Regions from separate parts of the Homo sapiens genome. Here region 1 is linked to region 2. A link is a loop called in an ENCODE intact Hi-C map of the cell type or tissue named here. Cell type or tissue: heart left ventricle. All regions are shown on one strand. Links, peaks and the distances in the headings refer to the core of each region. The heading gives the core; the rest is flanking DNA. Region 1 overlaps NCOR2 (nuclear receptor corepressor 2). Region 2 overlaps NCOR2 (nuclear receptor corepressor 2).

Region 1 (2,500 bases), core at 1-2,500, 65 kb after region 2:
TGGGTCGGTCCTTCGTTCCTTTTTGTGGCTGAATCATATTTCACTGTAGGGGTAGGTCACGTGTTGTTTACCCACTCATCAGTCGGTGGACGTGAGATTGTTTGCATATTTGGGGTATTGTGAATAAAGTTGCTGTGAACATTAGTGTGCCGTTTCCATGTGAACGTACGTCTTCATTTCTCCTGGGTGTGTACCTAGGCGTGGAATTGCTAGATCCTCTGTTAACCCTGTTTAGCCCCTTGAGGAACTGCCCAACTGTTTTCCAAAGTGGCCGAAAAGTGGCCGTACCATTTTACATCTCCACCAGTAAGCTGCCTCTTGCCTCGGTTTCTCCTTTTCTGCCAAATAGGGATGGCAGGGTTGGATGAAGTTCCCAAGCATTTCCAGATTTCCGGGTCCTCCCGCTCCCGTTTCCTGATTGGTCCCCGGGGGCCTCCTGGGGGAAAGGGCCTGTGTCTTAGGGCCCGAGGAACACAGGCGAGGAAGCCCCTGTCCGTGGGAGTCTGTGGGCAGATGGGGGTGGGCAGCTGCTGGTGTCAGAAGCTTTGGAACCAGGGACCCCACAGTGAGTCTTCTCTGGTTCTTTGGAGACAAGGGGACGGGGTTGTCTTCCACTTGGGGATCTCAGAGCAGAGGCTTCCACAAGGCTGATGGCACAGGAGGCTAAGATCTAGTGTTTGGACTCTTGAAGGCCCCTGGCTTGGTGCCAGTCAGTGGGGACAGGGAGGACGCCTCACAGAGCTGTTGCCGTCCCATTTTCTGGATGAGGCTCAGTGAGAGGAGTGCCTTGTGCCGGGCCACACAGCAAGAGATGAGGCGTGGAGGTGTGCTGAGCCCCTGGGAGAGCGGCCGGCCAGTTCTGCACAGATCTGCCAGGCCCGAGTGGCCACAGGCATCCTCCAAGCAGAGGCAGCTGCATGGTGCACCCTCTGCAGGGTCCTGTCTACCAACTGGGTGCCAGAAGCCCGGGCCAGGGACGGCCTGAGGTGCTGTGGGTCACAGAGTCCAGTTCCCAGGGTGTCTTCCATCAGAAGCTGCAGTTCCAACGCCCCTCCCCTCGGCAGGGACGGATCCCTGTGGCCTTCCTGGAGGAATTTGCATTGGAAAGGATGAAAATAGCACCAGAGGTGCTAACCAGGGGTCGGGGGCACTGAGATGGTGGGGCACGGCCCCTCCAGCCCAGCTGTGGGGACTGGACCAGGCTGGGAGCGGGCGCAGTGGTGGAGGGCGTGCCCAGCAGCCCCGACCTCTCTGCCGCTTTGAGTCATTGCTTCCTTCCTGTTCCAAGGCGTTATTTTAAGAAGCTGGTGTCACCAGCGGGTTGAGGGCTGGGGCTGTCACTTCATTTATTGCCAGCTCAGGCCGCCTGGGACTCTGGCTCTTCCTGGTGGCCCTGCTGGCTGGCTCAAAGCCCGAGGGGGGCCGCCTCCTCCCTGGCCCCTGCTGGCTTTCTTAGTCACCACCATGCCTCATCTCTGCCTGCGCCCTGCGTCTGGCACCTGCTCCCCTTTGCCCTCTTTCTGCCCTCTGAGTGGCTGTGCCTCTGATTTTAGAGGAGACGGAGGCTGAGCAAGAGAGAGCTGGACCTTGGGGCCTCCTGGGTGCCGCCCCTACCACCCCAGGCTCCACACGCATCTAGGCCTCGATTCCCTCACTGGCGTGAGTCCCCCCAGGGGTCATTTCTCCCGGGAGGATAAGGCCTGGGGGTGAGGGACAGGGGCCAGCCATGCCCCCCAGCCTGTGTGGCTGTGGAGGTGCCTCATGGCCCCATGTGGGGACCCCGGCTAGCCTGGGCTGGGAGCCGCCAGGCCTTTGTGCAGCCCTCTCTGCAGAGGATGAGGGGGATGTTGGGGAGTCCCCTCGGGCCCTGCGTCCCCTCAGCAATGCACCTGCCAGGACATGTCACTGTCCCTCCCTCCCCCCACTCCCTTCTGGGCTTTCCAAGATGGCTGTCCTCAGCCTGTTGCCATGGCGGTGCACGGCATTCCAGGCAGCTCTGGGCCCAGAGCCTCCCCTGGGCTCCTGGGGTTCAGGGGCCTCGGGGAGTGGCTGGTGAGTGCCTCCCAGGGGGGCAGTTCCTGTTTAGAGGCCGCAGCACCCCACAGTATCCTCAGTCCTTCGGGGCCTTCGCCTTGTGGGCCCCTCACCGATGGCCGCCTTGAGAAGCAGGGGCTGTGTCCCTATCTACAGGGCAGGGGAGGAGGCCACCAAGTGGAAGTGGCCTTCCTCCCCTGTGGCTTTGGTGGGTTGGAGGCTGACCGGGCTCTTGCTGCCCCCGGGAGCCGGTCCTGCATTTCTGCACCCGCCCTGTGCCGCAGAAGCACTGTCCCCTCTGCCCACCTCGCCCTCCCAGGGCTGCGTGCTGTGGGCTTCCAGCCCCTTTCTGGCCCCCTTCGGCTGTTTGCTATCTTTAAAACCAAAACAAGACAAACACCAAATTTCACCAAGTCTGAAATTTTCTGGGCTATCCAAAATTTCCGTGAAGTAGGTCCTCTTTGAC
Region 2 (16,111 bases), core at 5,983-8,482:
CCATACATACACGCATGTACTCTTTGCAGCAGCCTTAGAAAGTAGGTGCTATTATGATCAGCCCTGTTTTCTAGTTAAGGGGATTGAGGGCAGAGAGAGGTTAGGGGACTTGTCCAAGGTCGCCCAGTTGGCAGAGCTAGGATGTGAACCCAGAACGCCTGACTCCACGGCAGCTGCTTTTCATCGTGTGGATGGTGCAGGTGCCACCTGCAGCCCTCCCTCTGCCCCGTGGGTACGCCGATCACTGCCGCAGCCAGCCTGGATCTCTTGGCAGGGCCATGCCAGCTGTGGGACAGCCTCCATGTGCCACGTAGGGCCCTCAGGCACGCAGCAGCTGCTCTGGGCAGTGTGGGATGGTCAGGACGTGGGACATCTGCTTCCTGCCTCCCTGCAGCCAGATTGGTGTCCCCACGGCCTCCTCCTGGTTGAGGGGATGGCAAACAGCAAACAAGATGCGGCGCTTTGCCTTATGGATCACACAGGCTGATGGGGAGATGGGCAGTGCCAAAAAACAAACACGATTTTGCAAGGCAAGAAAATGCTGCCTGTGAAATAATACAGGGTGGGGAGGTAGGGATGACTTCAGTTTCGGGGGACTCATTTTAGGTAAGAATTCCAGGGTAGCTTCTGAGGAGGTGGCATCTGAGCTGGGCCCTGGACAATAAGGAGGCACCCACTATGTGAAAGGAAGGGGGATGAGGGAACAGCAGGCGCGAAGGCCCTCCGGCCACCATGTTTCAGGCATGCTGATTGGGGTTCTGTGCCTCAGTTTCCCACTCTGTAATGGCTGGAGCAGAGCAGGGGGGCCCCAGGAGGGCTTTCCTGGATCTGAGACTGTCCTGCAGACCTCCAGGGCTGGGCTGTTTTTCACATTTAAGGCAGAAGTCAAATTTAATGACTTTTGCCTTTCCCTTTTGTTCTTTTGCTCCATAGTTAATTTCCATGTATTTACATGGTTTTAATTTACATGTATTGGGCACGTGGCATGTTCCGGACTCATGTACGTCACTGGGATGAGAATGGTGGAGAAGTTGGACATTGCCTGTGCCTTCGAGTTTAGTATCCAGAGGGGGAGTGTCAGTTAAACAAGCAAGTGCTATCGCGGGTGGTGAGGGTTGTGAGGACGAGGTTCAGGCATTCACCTGGGTGAGGCAAGAGCTGAATTAGTCTTCCATCAGGCCAGGCGTCCAGGGACGAGTCATTCAAGGGGAGACCTGGGGGTGATTAGTTAGGGGCAGTTAGTTAGGGCTCCTGAGTTGTGGCAGAGACACACTCGAGCCGAGTTAGGCTATGACGGGGAGTTGATGGGTCCTCAGAGTGGCCAGGGTAGGACACGTTCAGGCACGGCTGGATCTAGGTGCTCAAACAATGCCTCTGGGAGCTGGCTTTGCCTCAGCTGTGCCTCCTTCCATGCGGGCCTTGTTCTCAGACAGGCTCATGCCACCAGCCCAGCCCAGCCAGCCAAGGAGAAGGAGAGTCACCTGGCATCCCAGGAGGGACACTCCTTTCTCTTGTTTGAGTGAGGTCCTCGACATTTGTTTCACTGTTTGCAACAGCAAGAGGAGGTGGCCAAAGAAGGGATAAGGGGATGTCCCAAACTCAGACACAGGGAGGAAAGGAGTGAGTGAGTCAGTGCAGGTCAAAGGGGAGGAGTGGGGATTGTGGCTAACTGGCATGCTGGGTATTCTGATGGTTTTCCAAGAGAAGCTGGAAATCTGGATTTTATAAGGAATGGCCTAGTTTTTAAAAAACATTGAATGGGCCAGAACAAGTTTTCTTCATGGCCACAACTGGCTGTCACCATTTTATAGCCTCTTCTTAGCAGTGACTTTTAAAGTATTTTGTCCCCACTGTGATCTGGGTAGAATGTCCCATGGGCTGTTCCAGAAGGTCTCAAGTCTTGGGAAGTCACGTCTGACACCATTGGAGATGCCATTTCTGAAAGTCAAGGCCCACGGCCACAGCAGTTTCTCAGAGAACAATACCATGTCTCCAGTGGGGCCTGACATTCTTGGAGACAGTATAGTCTAGTGGTTAGTGTCGTAGATGCGGGTTTCACACTTGCTGAGTTCAAAACCGACATTGCCACTTCCCAGCCCCGTCCCCTTGGGCAAGTCACTTCACTGCTCTCTGCCTCAGTTTCCCAGTATGTATTAATGGAATGGGTATGACAGCACCCCATAGGATTGTTGTAAGGCAAGCTTGTCCAACCTGCGGCTCAGGACGGTTTTAAATGCAGCCCAACACAAATTTGTAAACTTTCTTAAAACAGATTGTTTTTCGGTTTTTTGTTTTTTTTTTTTTTAGTTCATCAGCTATGGTTAGTGTTAGTGTTATGTGTGATCCGAGACAGTTCTTTTAGTGTGGCCCAGTGAAGCCAAAAGACTGGACACGCCGGTTGTAAGGCACAGTGGAGGCCGCGTGAAGCCCACTGACCCTGGCACACTGAGAGCTTGGGTGATGCTGGCCGGCGTGATGTGTCCTTCCCGGGTTAGGTCCCTGGGATCCAGCTGGCTGGCGTGGAGCATTCCTGGGCACTCCTCTTTCCTCTGCCGCTGCCCCTGCCACCGGGGTGTGGGTTCCCAGGAGCCCCAGAACAGGCAGCCACCTGCCCCCTGCCCCCAGCCGTCCTTGCCAGTTGCTGGGTGCCCATGGTATTCTGGCGTGCCGGATGGTGCTGCAGTTGGAAGTGAGTCTTGAGTGAGCAATTAACTCTGCCAGCTGCCAGCTCACAGCTGCTGTGGGTGGGGGCGGCCCCTTTTAAAAATAAAAACAACATGCAGAAAAACAGCCCTGGAGTACCGTTGGCTTCCCTTAGCCAACGTGGTCAGGGCTTCATTTTGATGCTTTTGTGGAGAAGAATCCCGGGCCTGGATGGGGAAATAGGATGCATTTTGGTCTGGGGAGTGTCTTTATTTAGGGGCAGAGGTGATGGCCTGTGTCTGGCCTCCCCATCCAGGAGGCAGGCCCCTTTCCTCAAGCTGCCCACGAGTGGCTGGCTCATGGATGCCTGCCACAGGGAAGGGGATTTGGGTTCCTTGGGGCCAGTTTTTAGCAGGCTCAGGCCGGAGAGGGTGGCTGTGGGATCTCTCAGGTCTGTTTCCAGCTCTGTCGGCTATAGGGGGGCCCTGGGGCCATCCCGGAGATCCCTGGAGCTCTCCTCTGCAGCTTCCAGCCAGTTTTCTGGAACTAGCGGGAAAGGAAAGGGGCACCAAAGGTGTTTCCGGGCATGCGACTGCTGCCACTTTGAGGTCTTGGCTTTGGTAGTGGGTTGAGTCATGGCCCATGAAACATAGGTACACTTGGAAACTGTGAATATGACCTTGGCCTTATTTGGACCACAGGTCTTCGCAGATGTCACTAAGGTAAGGGTCTCAAGATGGGATCATCCTGGAATAGGATGGGCCCTAAATCCAATGACAAGTGTTCTAAGAGAAGACACACAGCAGAGAAGTCCACGTGAAGACGGAAGGAACGCCAGGAGCCACTGGGAACTGGAAGACACAGAGAAGGCTCCCCCTGCAGAGTCTTTGGAGGGTGTGTGGCCCTGGTGACACCTTGAGCTTGGATTTCTGGCCTCCAGAACTGTGAGAGGATAGGTCGCTGGTTTCAGCCACCCAATTTGTAATAATTTGTTATAGCAGCCACAGGAAACGAATACAGTTGTGAACTTTATTTTAATCACTCATGTATTTTAAAATTAAAATGTAAAATGTAATTTTGTCTTGTTCACTGCCATATTTCCAGTGCTCAGCACATACAGTAGGGGCTCAGCAGATGCTTCTCGAATGTCTGATAGCTCCAGGCCTGGGTGAGGAACTCCTACCTGCTGGGAGTTGGACCCAGCTTTCAGGAAGTCGGTAAACTGGGCTGGAGTGGTGTGCATTCAGCAACACCATCTTTTTGTTTATTTATTTGTTTATTTGAGATGCGGCCTTGCTCTGTTGCCCAGGCTGGAGTGCAGTGGCATGATCTTGGCTCACTGCAGCCTCTGCCTCCTGGTTCAAGCAATTCTCTTACCTCAGCCTCCTGAGTAGCTGGAATTACGGGTATGCGCCACCACACCTGACTGAATTTTGTATTTTTAGTAGAGATGGGGTTTTGCCATGATAGCCAGGCTGGTCTTGAGCTCCTGGCCTCAAGCGATCCACTGCGCCCGGCCTATTTATTTTCAGTTGAGGTGAAATTCACATCACATATAATTTACCATTTTAACATGAACAGTTCATGAGTTCTTAGTACAATCACAATGTTGAGCACCCACCCCTTCTATCCAAAAAATGTCCTCATCACCCCAAAAGGAACCCTGTACCGGTGGGGTCACTTCACGTTGCCGCCTCCCGCAGCCCCTGGCAGCTACCAATCTGCCTTCTGCCTCTGTGGACTTACCTATTTTGGGTATTTCTCCTGGACGGAATCATGCACTGTGGGTTTTGGCTTCTTTCACTCCGCACAATGTGTTTGAGGTTGATCCGTGTTGAATGGTGTGAGTCCTTCATTCCTTTATATGGCGGAATTCCATTGTGTGGCATACATCAATAGAACCATTTGATATCTAAGTGGCTTTTCAGATGAGGAAACTGAGGCTGCCCAGGTCACGGAGCCCTGGGGCCCGGGATTGAGGAGGTGCAGATAGCCAGACGTGTCTGGCTCACGGTGCTGTCTCTTTCTCCTGCCCCCACCCTGCTCCACTCGTATCTGTGCCTGGCCAGGAAGCAGCAGTGTGTGGGGAGGAAGTGAGTGGGGGTCTCTTCCAGCTGGAGCCGGATGCTGAAGCGTAGCTGCGGCTGTGGGTCTGGATCTGGTCCTCAGAGTTCTGGCCCCCACCTCCCCCCTGGGCCCCACACATGTAGTTTCTGTTGACCTGGGTTGCGAGAGAGGCAGCAGGCAGGAGCTCCCCCATTCGCCAGCTGAGCCTTCTGATGCCTCGAGAGGCTGGGGGCCTTGCCTGGGGCCACTCAGCTTAAGGTCCCCCTGCCCCTTTCCAGACCCCCTTTGGCCCACTGTCCTGGCCCCTGTGGCCTGCGGTGAATCATATTCTGGGGGGTCTTCACCGATCTTTCCCACCGTCAAAGCTCTGCTCAGCAGACGGGCTCCAGGAAGCGGCCTGTCGGCAGATTTTGGCCAGGGGATGCTTTTTCGAAGTATGGAGGGGTGGTCGCCGTCGAAGGCTTGCGTGATGGGGAGTTCTTTTGCTGAGCAGATAACCAGACACTGGCTTATTCTGAATATGAGTTTGGTTTTGGCCACAGGCTCTGTCTGGGGGCTGCTGCCTGTGGCTGTTTCTGGTGTTTGATGATTTGTGGTCTTCATTAAGTCACTCAACAAACAATTTGCTGCGGAGTGTCTGGCGGGGAAGACACAGGAAGCAGAACGAGTGGCCGTGAAGAGACATGCCCAGTGTCAAACCTGCCCATAGCACACAGTCGCTCTGAGGGGGTGGGAGGAGTTACCGTGGATTCCAGGGCCAGCCTTTGGCGAAGGTCTGGATGCAGGTCTGTGTCCAAAACAAACAAAAATGAACAGAAGGAGGTGGTGAGGCCTGACTCGGCCGCTCTCAGGCACCGCTTCCTGGTGGTGTTTGCATGGGGCCAGTTTGGCCTGGGTGTCATGGTCCCGCCTGGTCTTGGCGACGGTCTGGGCGGGAAGATGGTGCTGGATCTTTGGGCTAAAAATATGCCCGTGCCTTCCTGTGCCTCAGTTTCCCTACCTATAAAAGAAGGCGTAAGAGTAGCAGAATCCCACCTTTGGCTTTGGGGCAGGTCTACGGAAACCCCCCAGGGGTGTTTCCTGGGGAAGGCTAGAGGGCCAGCTGTTCACAGGAGACATCTGGCTTCCAGGGGCCTCCGCAGCCACTATGCTCATCCCCTCGTGGCCAGTCTGGGCCCCCTGCCAGTCCAGTGGCCACGGGCCCCTGTCACAGGCAAATCTGGTCTTAGTCCTGAAACCCTCCTGTGACTCCTTGTGGCTGAATTACCACGTGGATAGCGGAGACAAGCCAGGCTTGCCCAGTTCAAGTCCCAGCTCAGCCACTAGCTGTTGACCTTGGGCAAGTCACCTACCCTCTCTGGGCCAGCCTCCTGCTCTGTCTGTGTGTGGCGGCTCAGGGGCATACCTGCCTATGCCGCGGTGGTGTGAGGCCAGCTGGTGAACCAGGGGACCCGCTTAGCACAGTGCTGGGCACACAGTCCGAGCTGCTGGGCTCGGTGTGTGTGGCCACTGTTATTGTTATTAATATTATTACTCTCAAGATGCTCCTGAGAGTAAAAAGGATGACAATGTTATTGCTGGAGTTGAAGGCCAGGCCCAGAGTCCATCTGACCACTTCCCCTCCACTCCTATTAGCTCCCTGACCTCATCGTCAAACTCTCCCCGCCTCGCCCCTGCGCCCCGGCCACACCAGCCTTCTCTCTGCTTTGACAACACACCCGCGTGGTCCAGCCTCCAGACCTTCACATCTGCCATGCTTCTGCCAGGGGTGCCTTCCTCACATCTGCACCCCCAGACCCTTGTCATCATGTGGGCTGCTGTCCAGGGACACATTCTTAGGCCCAACTCTTGGCTGCTAGGGGCAGGGAAGTGAATCTGGAGACCCTGGTGGAGCCTCCTCTGCCTCCTGGGAGCTCCAGCAGCTTCCTCTGGCGCCTCATCTCTGCTTTCCAGAGCACTTGGAGAAGCAGAGCTCAGCCTGCCCCTTCTACGGATGGAAAGTTGACACCCAGAGAAGCTCAGACTTGTCTCTGAGTCACACAGCTAATTGCAGCCAAGGTTCAGACTCCTGGCTGACTACCAAGCCATCATTGTTGGCCTGTGTGTGTGTGTGTGTGTGTGTGTGTGTGTGTGTGTGTGTGTATTATTTGGCCACGTCTTCTTTTCTAGGCCTGTCACCGAGATGACCCCAGATCAGAATGCCAGTGTGAGGGGGTCACGCTTTCTTTTCCTAGGATTAAAAGGAGGACAGAAATATTTGCAAGGGAGAGCCTGCTCCTCTGGCCATCTGGCCCTCGGGACAGAGGACGGGGGAGGGATGGGCCGAGGCCTGGGTTCGGAACCAGGCCGGAGCCAAGGCGCCAGAGCTACGCTCAGGTTGGAGGTGCAGGTGCGGCTCGAAGCTGGACAGTCCGGGCTGGGAGGAAGCGGGTTAAAGTGGGAGAAGCGGGGCTGGAGCTCTCTTTCGCCTGCCAGCGAGCGAAGAGCCGAGCTATAAAAAGGCCTCACAGTGTTTCAGCTCCCGAGTGTCGGCTGGAAGCCCGCCAGGGTTACCATGGCGATGAGGAATTATTACTTACTGCCAAGGCTGGGAGAAAAAGCTCGTACTTTTGGCTTCCAAACAAGAGGAGTGGACTTATGTAATTCCCTGTGTTTATAGGCCCAGAGTGGCAGAGGCGAGAACGGATCGCTGGAGGCCCGACGTCTCGTTCACGGCCCAGCCGTGGGGTCAGGCGGCCCCGCACTTGTCGCCGGTGGGCCTTGGCCTGCCCGGGTTTGGGGGGCATCGGGCTGGGAGCCTGGGGGGCCTGGCCTGGCCCTGCAGGGCCTCCAGGGCCGGGATGGGAGTCGTAGTCTCGCGGGAAGGTGAGGCCGCCCTCTGGGGCCGCCCCTCTGCGGGTGTCATCCTGGAGGAAGGATGGGTCTGATGTTGGCTGTGGTGTGCCTCCTGGAAGCCGGCAGCACAGCCTGTGTGTGTGGACTCTGCTGGCCCGCTGGCTGGCACTTTTTTTCTTTTTCTTTTTTTTTCTTGTGAGAGAGTTACTTCAAGTTGTGTTTGGAGCTGACGTGAGCGAGGTTGGTCATGTGCTCGGGTAAGAGAAGTCGCCGGGCTTGGAGTGGGCAGGGAGGTGCAGTGTGGCTGGGTCACCCCGGCCGGGGGAGGTGGGCGCAGACTGGGGTGGGGGGCTGTGGCCTGCAGGCTCTATGCAGGGGCGCTGATTGGGGGCCGAGGAATTCATCTGGAAAGAGCCCCAGTTCTGTCGCTGGAGGTGGTGGCCAGGGCTGGGGGCTGAGTGGCCGGCCGCAGGTCAGCCAATGGGGGCAGCTGGACCCTCCCCTGGCAGCGCAGTGTTGTCGGCCCTGAGCTCAGCGGGATGGTGGGCAGGGCTGTCTCATCGGACGAAGTTGCTGCAGTCACGGAAAAGAGCGCTCGGAGGCGCTGGCCGGGCAGGCCGGGGTGAGGCTTCTTGGCCGGCCCGCGTGGGAGGGGACCCGGGTGGGCACTGTGCTCCTCTCCTTGGTGCACATCCGGCGTCCCTGGGGGGGAGCATGGCGAGCCTTGGGGGCTCAGGGGGCTTCTGTTCCCGGAGTTGACTTCAGGAGGGCATGTGATCGTGGGCGCTCCCGAGGCTCTGCCCTGGGGCTCCGCGGTGGGCTCAGGCAGGGGAGAGCCAGGTGCAGGCAGCGCTGCAGCCCGGCCCCGGCGCCCGGCTCCCCACCGAGGTGGCGCTTGGCTCGGTGCCCATGTCTGGTTTGAAATCAGCGCCACCGGCCCAGGCTTGCCCAGGGACTTGGCAGCGAGGAGCCGGGATAAACACTGGAAAGTTGGAAGGGCTTCCCGAGCTCACAAGGAGCCTTTAGTTGCAAACCGGGGGGATGAGGGAGTGATTTGTCCTGAGGTCTGGGTGCGCCGCGGCCATAGGGAGGTGGCGGGAATGGCTCCTGGGGACCTCTGAGCCCAGGCTGGGGAAGGGAGGGGGCTGGGCTTCCAGGCAATGTTGCTCCTTTGCCACAGACCTGGGTTTGAGTCCTGGCTCCGTCCTCTCTATGCTGTGTGACCTTGGGCGTGTTGCCTCCCCTTTGCAGACCTCAGTTTCCTCGTCTGTAAAATGGGGCACAGTGGGGTCTACACAAGCATGGGACTGACGGGAGAAGGAGCTGCAGTTTTAGGGGGAACGCGGGGCAGACTGCCTGGGTTCCTGTCCTGGTTGGACACTTCCTGGCTGTGTGACCTTGGGCAAGTCACTTACTGTCTCTGAGCCTCAGTTTTCCCATCTGGCAAATGGAAGTTGCATCTTTCCCCACCTCATAGGCTGTATGGCTTAAGGGAGTGAATGAAACCTGCCTTCTAGCTCATAATAGGCTCACAGTTGATAATTCACTGGCACTTTGTTTTCTCGATGCTGACAATACCGGCACCTGGTCTGAGGGTGGGGGGCCCCTGGGATTTCAGCATCTCAGGGCGATGGTATTTATGAAGTTGTAGTGGCCGGACTGAGGTTCCAGTCCTGGCTCGACCCCTCAAGGATGGTGTGACCTTGGGCAAGTCCCGGAATCCCACAGAGCCTCAGTTTCCTTGTCCTTTACCACAGTGGTAGCACTGCAGCCTGCCGGTGTGTCTCGGGAGAGCCTGAGAGAAGCCTGAAGGGGCCCGCACAGTGCTGGCCTGGGTGGGCCTCCGTAATTGTAACCACAAGGTTGGATTTAAGTTCGAGTTCCGTCCATTTTTCTTTTCTTCTTTGCAGAGAGCTCTCATGTTTTGTAGAAACCTGGGTCCAGATAATGGGAGGTAGGTCGAGTGGGTGCTTCCCAGGCTCTGCCTTTGTTTGGGATCCCCAGGTCTCCCCCCATGCCTGCCTGTTCTGCCCCGTCTCCCACTCAGCCTGAGCCCCTCCGTGCCAGCCCTGGGCCAGGCACCCCCCACAGTGCCTGGTGTGGCCTGGGGACTGGCGCGGGAGGGCCAGTTCTCCTGCAGAAGGTGGCAGCCGTCCTGTGTTTGTAAGTGACACCGGATGCTGGGCCAGTGACTGGCTCAGGGCCTCCGCTCTTGGGCCAGCAGGAGCCAGTGGGGAGTTCCCCGGGCGTCCAGGCCCCCCGCACCAGCTGCCCGCTGTCTCATTGTCATGGGGCCTCTCCTGGGACCTCGAGAATGGCCTCCGAAGGCGGGGGGGTTCTCATCCATGTCCCCTTGTCACCCCCAGGGCCTTGGTGTCCACTTGGGTTGGCCACAGAGCTGTGTCGTGGCTGCCCCTGACCTTTGCCAAAGTCCTCAGGGACTCGATTTTCCTACCCGGTGGAGAAGAGTCCTGGGTGAGGTTCAGAACAGAAGTCAGCACCAGGGCCTTTGTGACGAGGCAGCTCAGCATGGACTGGTTGTGATCACTGGAGTCTGCACATGTGATAAGAACACATAGAACTAAATACGCGCACACTCACACATGCACACACATACATGCACACTCACGCACACACCCACATGTATACTCACACGCACACTTGTGAACATACACACCATACACACAGTCACACGAACATGCACACGCATACTCGCACACTCACACTCACATGCACACTCACACTCATATGCACACTCACAGTCGTGCACACACACCCATACTCACATGCAGACACCCACACAGATACATGCGCACATGCACACACACACTCACACAAGTGAGTGCATTGGAAACTGCTGCAATCTGCATACGGCTGGCTATATCCATGCTGCCTTCCTAGTTATGATATGGATGATGAATTGTCGTTGTCTCAGGTTTGTCTCAGGATGTTATTCTTGGGGGAGGCTGGGTGAAGGGCACACAGGATCCTGGGATCTTGATTTTTTTTTTTTTTTCCTTTTTTGAAACCGAGTCTCACTCCGTCACCCAGGCTGGAGTGCAGTGCAGTGGCACGATCTCAGCTCACTGCAACCACTGCCTCCTGAGTTCAAGCGATTCTCCTGTCACAGCCTCCCAAGTTGCTGGGACTACAGGCGCATGCCATCAAGCCCAGCTAATGTTTGTATTTTTAGTAGAGGACTCCCCCATGAAGCTGGCCTGTAACTGAGCTTGGTCCCTTGGACATCCCAGGGGGTCCAGGCAGAGTTTGCTTTGTGCCTCAGGATCACAGAGGGCTCCAGAGCATCCCAGGCTGGGGGACACGTGGTGCCTGCAGGGCCTGTGGGGGCCTCATGACTGAGCTGCTGTAAGGGTGTTCCTGTCATCAGAGTGGCGTGGTGGAGGCTTGTGTCCCGTGGGCATGGGTCGTAGCTTAGGGTCTGGAGAGATGGGGGTGGGATAGGGTTTGGGGGCATCCAGCCTCATGAGCCTCTTCTTTGCTGTTCTTTGGGGCCCCTGATCATGGGCCTGCCTCAGGACCTTTGCACTGGCTATAACCTTTTTTTTTTTTTTTTTTTTTGAGACAAAGTCTCACTCCCCCAGGCTGGAGTGCAGAGCTGTGGCCACCTTTCTTTCAGGTTCAAGCGATTCTCCTGCCTCCTGAGTAGCTGGGACTACAGGCGCATACCACCATGCCTAATTTTTGTATTTTGAGTGGAGACAGGGTTTTGCCATGTTAGCCAGGCTGGTCTTGAACTCCTGACCTCAAGTGATCCACCTGCCTCGGCCTCTCAAAGTGCTAGGATTACAGGCATGAGCCACCACACCCGGCCTGGCTGTAACCTCTTCTGGGAACACCCTTTCCTGAGACCTTCAGCCTCCCTGATATAGGCCTCTGCTAATGGCGCCTCCTGAGAGAGGCCTGATGTCAGTTGTGACTCCCTGTGACACCTTCACTACTCCTTGTAACACTGTCACCACCAGGGTCTGCGGTATGCCCATCACCCCTGTCCCCACCTTGTTTTAGTCTATTTGGACTGGGTGGCTCACAAACAATAGAACTTTATTGCTCACAGTTCTGGAGGCTGGATGTCCAAGACCAAGATGCTGGCAGATTTGGTGTCACATGGGACGAGGGCCCGTTTCCTGGTTCATAGATGGTGGCTTCTCCCAGGAAGAGGGGCAGGGCGGCTTTCTGGGGGCACCAATCCCACTCATGACAGCTCATCACCTCCCAGAAGCCCCACGCTCTGACATCATCCCGTGGTGATTAGGTCTCAACATGCAGATTTTGGGGGGACATAAACATTCACACTCCAGCACCCCTCCATCCAGGATTTTGTTCATCTTTGTCACCGCTGTGTCCCCAGCACTGGGTATGTAGCAGGCACTTAGGAGACAGTTGTGCCTGACTCAGTGTCTTCCACGGGGCCTCAGCCTGTCCCCTCCCCATAAATGGGGCCTCTCTGGTGAAGGAGGCCCTGCATTTTGGGGATGATTTGGAAAACCAGGAAAAGTTCTCATGCTTTTTCTCTGACTGCCACTGGGGTACCCACCAAGCATCCCAAGAGAGCTACCCCTCCTAGATACAGTCATGAGAAGGAACCCAGGGATGCTGTAGGTACGGGGAGTGGGGGAGGGGTGGTGACAGCCTCAGCCTTGTGTGTTGAGGACCAAGGCGAGGTGAGCATTCCACATACCTTAGTTCATTGTGTCCTTCCCATAGCCTTGTAAAGTCGGCACAGAGTCACCCTCTCCTGATAAGGCACAGAGAGGGTAGGCAGCTTGCTCAAAGACACACAGCTGCAGGCCTGCAGTATTACCAACTGAATGGCATTTCCAAGGCAGTTGCTTCTTTGCTCAAGGTCATGCTTAGCATGTTAAGGGGATCATCCTGTTTCATCCCCAAAAGTCCCTCTACTATCCCTATCTTCCGAGGCGGGTCCTGTTTTCTGGGGATCTGGCTCAGAACTGGCAGGGGCCCGTTTCCCAGGCTGAGAGAGTGCGCCTCATTTAGCCCAGAGCAGAGGCCCAGAGATGCCCACACTTCTGAAGGTTGGGGGTCAGTTTCCAGTGTGGCTTAGAAGTTAGAGGGCAGGAGGGGCACCCCAGAGTGGAGGAACTGCCCTCTTCCTCCGGAGTCGTTCATTTGCATGACAATGAGCCCTTTGTTCCTGAGGCCAGCCTCCTTCCCAGGCTAATAACATAATTCCTGGCCTGTGATGTCATAATGGGCCCTTTCTGTGGCTGGGGTCAGAGGCTGGGTGGGCAGCTGTGTGGGCTGGGCCAGGCCTGCTAATAACCAGGGAGGTGGTGATTGCCAGGGGCCTGTGTGCCAAGCTGCCTCCTTCCAGGGTCTCGCTGAGTCCTCCCGAGAGAGCAGCGGGAGGTGGGATTTGCTCCCCTGTTGACACTGGAGCAAGCTGAGCCTCCAGGAAGCCCTCCCTGGCCCCACCGTTTGTCTGGTCCCCCTCGATGAGCTGCTTCAAGCTTCTTGGCCTGTGGAGTGGGGGTGACTCACTGTCAGTTTGGCCCTCGGCCGAGAGGCGTGGGCGTGAGAGTCCCTTGTTTCCTGTAAACTGGAGGGAGGCCAATACCCAGCGGCTACTGTGTTGGGGCCACTCGGAAAGCCAGGTTCAAACCTTGGCCCCACTTGGTCCCCTGGGCATCGGCTGAACTCCCTGTGCCTCCGTTTCCCCCTCTGCTTCATGGGGTTCCGCTGGGGCTTGGGCTCAGAGCTAGGCAGGGAGTGAGCTTTCAGGAAATGGGCAATGTCAGAAAAGGCGGGGGCTGGTGGAGTGGGGTGAGTGGTGATACCCCCAAGAGTTAGGTCCATGTCCTAGTAACCCAGCCCCTGTCAGAGAGAGACCGTATTTGATAAAAGGGTCTTTGCAGATGTGTTTTGAGATGAGCTCATCCTGGGTTACCCAGGTGGGCCCTGAATCCAAAGACCAGTGTCCTTAGAAGAGACAGAAGAGGAGAGAGCAAGACTACATGAACTACAGGAAGACAAAGGCAGAGATTGGAGGGCTGAAGCCGCAAGCCAAGGAATGCCTGGAGCCACCAGCATCTGGAAGAGGCAGAAAGGAGCCTCCCTTTGAGCTTCTGGAGGGAGTAGGGTCCTGCTGACGCCTTGATTTTGGACTTCCAGGCTCCAGAACTGTTAGAGAATAAATTGCTGTCGTTGGCCGGGCGAGGTGGCTCATGCCTATAGTCCCAGCACTTTGGGAGGCCGAGGTGGGCGCATCACTTGAGCCCAGGATTTCAAGATCAGCCTGGGCAACATGGCGAGACCCTGTCTCTACAAAAAGCACAAAAATTAGCCGGATGTGGTGGCGGCTTGCCTGTAGTCCCACGCTGAGGCAGGAGGATCAATTGAGCCCAGGAGGTCAAGGCTGCAGTAAGCCATGATTGTGCCACTGCACTCCACCCTGGACCACAGAGTGAGACCCTGTCAAAAAATAATAAAAAAATAAAAATAAATCACTGTTGTTTTAAGTTTCCTGGTTTGTGGTCATTTTTATGGCAGCCCTAGGAAATGAACACAGCTGGCGACGCCAGTCTCTGGAGGTGGGGGAACTGGCCCTGGCGGGGGTTGGTACTGTTCCCCACTCCAAGCCTGAGGGTGCAGGACAAGTTTGGGTGGCCGAGAACCCCTTTGTGCCTGGGAGTGCATGAAGCCCCATTCGGGGAGTCTGGACTTTCCAGGAAGGACGCCTTGCTTGAACCTGCCTTTCTTGCCGAGAACCAAATCCACAAGGCCCTAGACCCCACCTGCCGCCTGCTGTTCGCTGTCCCCTCAGACAGCCCTGCTAAGGGGACAGGACCCAGAGGCAGGAGGCTCTCGGATTCTACCCCGGCTTTGCCCCAGGCCCCGGACGCCCTTTCCCCACGCGTCTGGTGACTCCTGCAGAACCCGGGTTGCACTCATCCCCCAGCAAGCCCCAGGTTTGCCGGGTGCCCTTGACAAATGGAGAAACTAGGCCCAGAGAGGGCAGGCTACTTGGCAGAGGCCACACAGCTCCTTAGTGGCACTGACGGCCTTACAGTCTCGCCACGGGGGCTGGCACTGGGGCTTCCAGGAGTGGGGATCAGAGTTCTCGGCCACTTGGAGACCTGGAGTGGAGCCGGCCGGCTGTGTGGACCTGGGGTCAGTTACCTGATATTTGGGACACTCGGCTGCCTTTGATGGACCTGGCCTGGTGTAGGTGGTACCCCGAAATCTGGGCTTTAAGCACACCCTGTCTGTGCTCTCAGCCTCAGTCTCTCTGTTTGCAAACTGGTCTTTGAGCTTCAGCTCCACGTCTGCGATTTTGCTCTTAGCATGTTCATGCATTCAGCAAACATTTATTGAGCACCTGCCATGTGCAGTGTGCTGGGACTCTGGGGGACACAAAGGTGTGACTCTTGCTTCATGGATCTTGTGTTTGGGGCTGTGGGGGGAGAGGAAATGCAGCAGCACAGGTTGGAGTCCAGATTCCGGGTTCTGATGAGGGAGGTCACGGAGCTGGGCCGTGAGGGAGGTGAGGATGTGGCCTTTCGTCTCCTCCTGGGCCCGGGGTGGACAGTGTGCAGCAGGCTCTCAAGTGGACATGGAGATGCCCACAGCCTGTCCGCGGCGGCCCATGGGCACCTCTGGCTGGCAGGACCTGGCCTGGTCTTGTGAGCAGGGACATGGGATGGGAGGGCTGCAAGGCCTGGCTCCAGCCTGGTGGGAGAGACAACAGTCTCCTCTAACCTAAGCAGCAGGCATGGGTATGCTGGTGACAGGGTCCCAGGACACAGTGGGTGAGCTGGACACAGGAGGTGGCTCGCCTGGGTTTGCATCCAGGCTGTGCCCTTGTTGGCTGTGTGACCTTGGGCAAGTTGCTCGGCCTCTCTGTGCCAGTCTCTCCAGCTGTAGAATGGGGATGATAACAGAATCCCTCACGGGGGCGCTGTGAGGAAGGAGTTGGTGCCACCAAGTGTTGTGTTGGGGACTGGCTGTGCCAGTGGCTGCGAGGTGTTCCCTCCCGTGGCTGCTCAGGGCAGCGGCGTGGAAGATGGAAGTGGCATTTGCTCATCTTCCCGCTGCCCTGCTCCTCCCTGTGCAAATAGCCTCAGTCTTCCACCTAGGAAACGGGAGCTGTAACAAGCACATGGCCCCATGGAGGTCGGGAGGAGAAGCGGAGCTGGGGTGCATCAGTGCCTGTGGGGTGGGGGCTTGGGGTCGCCACCTGCTCCAGATTGAGGCCTTGGCTGCCCCCGAGGCCTGGAACAGCCACTTGTTTTACAACCCAGGAAACTGAAGGCCTGGCAGGGATGGCCCCAAGACATGCCCATGGGTACAGCCCATGTGGTGGCTCCTGGCTGCAGACAATGCCTCTTTTTTCTGGCCTGGCGGGAGCAGCCCAGGCTTGCTCAACCTGGCCTAGGTTTATCAGCACATTTGGTTCTGCGGTGCGGCTAGCAGACATTCCCTCCAAGAGAGATCGTGATGTTCCTCCGGAAACCGAGGTCCGGAGGCTCAGGTTACTGTGGGGGGCGGCCGTCGGGGGGTGTGTCTGCCTCTGAGAAGTGACCCAGAT

What was found. Hi-C counts contacts between places; a loop is a spot of excess contacts. Peaks named below come from ENCODE experiments on the same cell type or tissue, not always from the same donor. Only the 100,000 strongest peaks of a DNase experiment are listed, where the experiment ranks them.
Region 1: a loop joins it to region 2, with 2.2 times the contacts of the local background. A loop is called at or near these places in 24 of 110 quality-filtered maps.

What each region holds. Positions count from the first base shown.
Region 1 is chr12:124,452,495-124,454,994 of GRCh38, reverse strand. All of the region lies in intron 8 of NCOR2 (nuclear receptor corepressor 2), which reads left to right. Among named protein-coding and RNA genes, the nearest start is that of NCOR2, 110 kb to the left of the region's middle. RefSeq lists enhancers at 1,736-1,795, 1,195-2,033. In heart left ventricle, for the core only: a CTCF peak has its summit at 1,411 (motif pointing left); DNase peaks (open chromatin) are centred at 917 and 1,354; H3K4me3 peaks cover 353 bases; H3K27ac peaks cover 2,401 bases.
Region 2 is chr12:124,509,831-124,525,941 of GRCh38, reverse strand. The region is part of intron 2 of NCOR2 (nuclear receptor corepressor 2); the gene reads left to right. It overlaps LOC105370047 (a long non-coding RNA gene), which reads right to left and starts at 12,720. Exons shown (of 3, transcript NR_188646.1): 1 at 12,245-12,720; 2 at 10,001-10,099; 3 at 9,144-9,479. RefSeq lists enhancers at 4,377-4,929, 12,605-12,899, 12,542-13,090, 13,091-13,639. In heart left ventricle, for the core only: no CTCF peak of the experiment used is centred there; DNase peaks (open chromatin) are centred at 6,391, 7,251, 7,561, 8,451 and 2 weaker places; H3K4me3 peaks cover 1,965 bases; H3K27ac peaks cover 2,500 bases.